2 separate regions of the Homo sapiens genome follow, and region 1 is linked to region 2. Evidence: chromatin loops called from intact Hi-C (ENCODE). Cell type or tissue: dorsolateral prefrontal cortex. All regions are shown on one strand. Region 1 holds the start of UBE2I-AS1 (UBE2I antisense RNA 1). Region 2 holds the start of WDR24 (WD repeat domain 24).

The links. A loop is a pair of places that touch in the nucleus more often than their neighbours do. Peaks named below come from ENCODE experiments on the same cell type or tissue, not always from the same donor. Only the 100,000 strongest peaks of a DNase experiment are listed, where the experiment ranks them.
Region 1: a loop joins it to region 2, with 2.6 times the contacts of the local background. A loop is called at or near these places in 3 of 110 quality-filtered maps.

The regions. Positions count from the first base shown.
Region 1 is chr16:1,299,571-1,302,070 of GRCh38, reverse strand. UBE2I-AS1 (UBE2I antisense RNA 1) reads left to right here and starts at 2,466. Exons shown (of 2, transcript NR_198996.1): 1 at 2,466-2,500. RefSeq lists silencers at 725-774, 945-1,094. In dorsolateral prefrontal cortex, CTCF peaks have their summits at 809 (motif pointing right) and 1,012 (motif pointing left); a DNase peak (open chromatin) is centred at 1,000; H3K4me3 peaks cover 638 bases; H3K27me3 peaks cover 2,148 bases.
Region 2 is chr16:689,103-691,602 of GRCh38, reverse strand. It overlaps WDR24 (WD repeat domain 24), which reads left to right and starts at 1,205. Exons shown (of 9, transcript NM_032259.4): 1 at 1,205-2,443. The coding sequence starts at 1,963. RefSeq lists an enhancer at 777-1,324. In dorsolateral prefrontal cortex, a CTCF peak has its summit at 1,145; a DNase peak (open chromatin) is centred at 1,182; H3K4me3 peaks cover 1,840 bases; H3K27ac peaks cover 1,130 bases.

The sequences.
Region 1 (2,500 bases), 610 kb before region 2:
TTGTTTTCAAGACAGCAGAAGCTCCCTGAATGTGTGTTCATGCTGGGCCAGCACCGTGCTGGGGTAAAGGAGGATCCATTCCGGCCACCACCTCCGTCCTGAGCTGACAGGCCGCTGGGGAGATGGTCAGCAAGGGGGGAGTTGCTGCAGAGCCAGAGCCACACTATTGTGAGGACAGTGAAAGAGGCCCCAACACCCTCACAGGTCCGGGCAGCCTTCCTAGAGGAGGTGGCATTGAGGTGGGCATGGAGTTTCCGGGATGCAGCGGTGAAGGGTGAGGTCAGAGAGAGTGGGCCAGGGCGTGGTTCAGAATGGCCAGGCTGAGGGCTCAGGGGTGGGGGCTGCCTGAATCGAGCCCAGCAAGGAATTCGGACTCCCCCCTGCCGGCAGAGGGGCACCAGAGTAGGGTCTTCATAACACAAGCGATTGGCATTCTGCTTGGATCAGAGCTGTGGAGCAGCTGGGAGGGGCAGGACCCTCGCGGGAAACCTCTCAGCCGAACTCCTGCAGAAATCTGGGGTGTGGGGGCTCGGTGGTGTGGACAGGGCCACGCAGAGAGGTGGATGGAGGGGTACCTGGGACTCAGACTTGCAGGGAGTGGGAGGGCAGGGGGAGTCCAGGGTGACCCCCTGGCCTAGCGTTTGCGTGGCTGGGGGATGCCGGGTCCGCAGGTCTGGGTGGCCGAGGGTCGAGGGGGGAGCTCAGGTTGGGTCCTGCTGGGCTCCCGGAGCCTGGGACCCGGTGGAGTGCAGACCTGGCTGTCCCGGCTGGGCAGGTGCGTGAAGCCCCATGAGGAGGCGGCCCGGGAGGGGGCGGGCAGAGGCAAGAGGGCTGTGCCGGGACCCAAGCGACGGCAGCAGGGGTCAGCAGAGGGGCCTGCGGCGGGGTGGACGCTGGAGCAGGAGACCAGGGGAGGTTTGTCAACAGGGCTCCACAGACGGCCAGCCGGGCAGAGCTGCCGGGAGTCCGTCCGCCTCCTGGGCTGCCTGCCGCCCCCTGCTGGCCCTGCCGTGAAACGCTGGTGCCTCAGGGGACACGGCCATGGCCCTGGAGTGGGTGTCACCGTGGGGCCGCCCCCGGGAGGGGCTCTGCCTGAGCCTGTGGAGACCCCTCCAGGGACACCGGATGCCTGAGCCCAGAGCCGCGCCTGCAGAGTGGGCTGTGCTTGTGTTGGGGCACGAAGGACACGCTTTGGCCAGGACAGTGGGGCACTGACTGGTGTCTAAGATGCTTGAGGCAGGGCAGGCAGACCTGCAGTCACTCCTCTGCAGAGTCGCACACCGGGGCGTGTGGGCTCTCAGCCCTCACCCCACCCAGCAGGAGGGCGTGGGGAGGCGGGGCAGCGGGTTGGACCAGGTCTCCTGACATGGGGCTGCAGCCAGGTGGGGTTGGGCTCCTGGGATTCCCATGCGCGTGGACGGTGGGTCAGATGCTGTAGCCGCCATCTGAAGCCGACGTGTGAAACTTCAGCTTCTTAGCAAGGTAGACTGATGCTTTTTTTTATTTTTTAAGACTGAGTTTCGCTCTTATGGACCAGGCTGGAGTGCAATGGCATGTTCTCGGCTCACTGCAATCTCTGCCTCCTGGGTTCAAGTGATTCTTGTGCCTCAGCCTCCCACGTAGCTGGGATTACAGGCGCCCACCAGGCCTGGCTCATCTTTTGCATTTTTAGTAGAGATGGGGTTTTGCCATGTTGGCCAGGGCTGGTCTCCATCTCTTGACCTCAGGTGATCCGCCTGCCTCAGCCTCCCAAAGTGTTGGGATCACAGGCGTGAGCCACCACACCCGGCCTCCCGCGCGACCCTGGCACTGTTAAAATTTTTTTTTTTTTTAAACAAACTTCAGCTTCTTAGACGGGCTTTCAGGGCTACAGAAATCGCTCACGTTTTACACCCGCTTATGTAAGTGTGTGTGCGCTGGAGCGGGTGTACACAGGCATGTTCACTGCACCTGTATACAGGTGCAGGCGTTTCAGGGGGGCATTAGCTACACAGCATTTCTCAACCTTTTGGAAGCTGGGGTAATTTGGCTCTGAAACCTGTTCCCTGGGTCGTGCCCTCTTGCGGATCCAGGAGAGCAGGGACATTTGCCTGTGCGTTCACTGCCGTATTCTTGGTGTCTGGAGCAGTGCCTGACCTGTGGCGGGTGCTTAGTGAGTTATCCGTGCAATGAATGAATGAATCAATGAATGAATGAATGAATGAATGAACGAACCAGCCGGAACCTTGCTGGCCGTTGACTGAAAATGTCTGGATTCAATTGACTGAATCAAACAGACTTAGAGCTTGAGAGGGAAAAATTATTTCACTTAGAAAATAAAAGTTATCTCTGCAGGACTAGACATGAAAGGAAAAAAAAAAGAAAAAAGAAAAAAGTTCTACCTTTGCCCCCGCGGTTCTCAGGTTTCACCTGACGTGGTGAAATACGCTGTAGGTCACATGCGTAGGTTTGGCCGCTGGCCGTCCAGTAGTCCTCCCACCCCGGGGGACGGGTGCGGGGG
Region 2 (2,500 bases):
TTGAACCCAGGAGGCGGAGGTTGCGGTGAGCCAAGATTGCACCATTGCACTCCAGCCTGGGCAACAAGAGCGAAACTCCGTCTCAAAAAGTTTTTTAAAAAAAAGAACGAGAGCAACTGGTTGAACAGGTGTGTCAGGCACTGGGCATTCGGTGGGGATTGAGCCAGAATGTGATTCCTGCCTTGGTGGAATTCACACTCGTATGTGACCGACAACAACCAGTAAACAAACGAATGGGTGGTGACAAGTGCCGTGGAGGCCACAGTGATGGAGAAGCCCATTAGGGCAGTGGTCAGGGAGGTCCGCTCTGTGGAGGAGGCATCGCACGCACGTACAATGTCCCTGAGGCAGGAAAGGGCTTGGTGGGCTGGGAATGGGGGTGGAGGCTGCCATGGCTGGAGGTGGGCAGGGGAAGGCGGAGGCCAGGAGTTGGGGTTCATTCACAGCATAGTGGGAGCTGCCAGAGGCCTCAGGCAGAAGACCTGGTGCCTGACTTCTGTGCGGGTTTCTGATCAAAGGGGAAAGACGGACCCAGGAAAGCCGTTGGGAGGCTGCTCCCGAGGTCGAGGAGTGAGGAAGGAGGGGAAGACTGGGGGCACTCGGAACTTGTCTAGGGATGACCAGATGTCATGATGGACCTGGGGATTAAAATAGGTGATGGCATTAAAATACTGAAATTGAGACTTAAAAAACAGGCCAGGCGCGGTGGCTCACACCTGCATTCCCAGCACTTCAGGAGGCTGACGCCAGAGGATCGCTTGAGTTCAGTAGTTTTAAGACCAGCCTGGCCAACACGGTGAAACCCCGTGTCTACCAAAAATACAAAATTAGCCAAATTAGCCGGGCGTGGTGGCGGGCGCCTGTAGTGCCAGCTACTTGGGAGGCTGAGGCGGGAGAATCGCTTGAACCTGGGAGGTGGAGGTTGCAATGAGCCAAGGTCGCGCCACTGTACTCCAGCCTGGGCGACAGAGCGAGACTCCGTTTAAATAAATAAATAAATAAACCAATCACACAAGCACAGCACCGCAGCGCAATGGCAACGCCCAGGGCGGCCCGCAGACCCCAATCCCGGGCCCCTCCTGGCCTCTGCCAACGCAGCTCCCTGACCCGGAACTTTCGTGGTGTCGGGCGAGAGTTTGTGCCCACTTCCTGAGAGGGATGGGTAAGAAGAGGACCACTTCCGGCGAGGGACGGGAAAGACAGCGGCTTCCGGCGCGGCGGTTCCGGACAACCGTGCGCTTTTAGTAAAAGATTGGGGTTCGCGCGGGGGAGAAGGGCTGCCCCGGGCCCTCTGGTTCTCGTCCCGCAGCGTCCGCTCCCCCGCGCCACTGCGCCGCTCCCAGGAACCCTGTACTCCGGGGTCGCCGGCTTCTCTCCTGCCTCCGGTCCCGCCAGACACCTCGAGCTCCTTAAGTAGCTCGGTCCTTGACGTCCCTCTGGGCCCTTCCCGCGTCTATCGCCTGAGTCCCCGGGCCCCTCTAGCCCTCTGTTCCCTCCCCTCTTTTGTTCCTCCCTAGAGCCCCGCCGCCCTCAGGGCTGACAGTGTGGACGGCGGGAGTCTCCTCGCTCCCCTGCTGGGATTGACTGACCGAGCGTTTAGTGACTGCCCAGATCTGGCTGATGGGGGTACCGAGAGGTGGCCTGGGCCGGGAATGTCCAGCTAGAGTCTTCCGTGGAAGTCAGACATGAAACTGACAGGCCTAAGGGAAGCTAGGAAGTCCCCTCACCGCTCAGCCAGGGTGATGGGCTGGACTGACAGACTCCAGTGAATTTGAGCTTGCCTGTCAGGCTGATTGGCTGATAGACAGCCCTGGATTGGCTCACTAAGACTGACCAGCCCGGGACCAAGCAGTTCTGGGGTCCCAACCTGGGTGGAAGGTCTGAACTGATGACCCACCCAGGCTGACCAGGCCAGCCCACCTCACTGACCTCCTGACCCCTGACCTCATCACCTGTGCAGCCATGGAGAAGATGTCCCGTGTGACCACAGCCCTGGGTGGCAGCGTGCTGACAGGCCGCACCATGCACTGCCACCTGGATGCTCCCGCCAATGCCATCAGTGTGTGCCGCGACGCAGCCCAGGTGGTCGTGGCAGGCCGTAGCATCTTCAAGATCTATGCCATCGAGGAGGAACAGTTCGTGGAAAAGCTGAACCTGCGTGTGGGGCGCAAGCCTTCGCTTAACCTGAGCTGTGCTGACGTGGTCTGGCACCAGATGGATGAGAACCTGCTGGCCACAGCAGCCACCAATGGCGTGGTGGTCACGTGGAACCTGGGCCGGCCATCCCGCAACAAGCAGGACCAGCTGTTCACAGAACACAAGCGCACGGTAAACAAAGTCTGCTTCCACCCCACCGAAGCCCACGTGCTGCTCAGTGGCTCCCAGGATGGCTTCATGAAGTGCTTTGACCTCCGCAGAAAGGACTCTGTCAGCACCTTCTCGGGTGAGGCCACAGAGGCAGGTCAGGGCAGGTGGGCGTCTCTGCCGGTGCCCAGCCTGT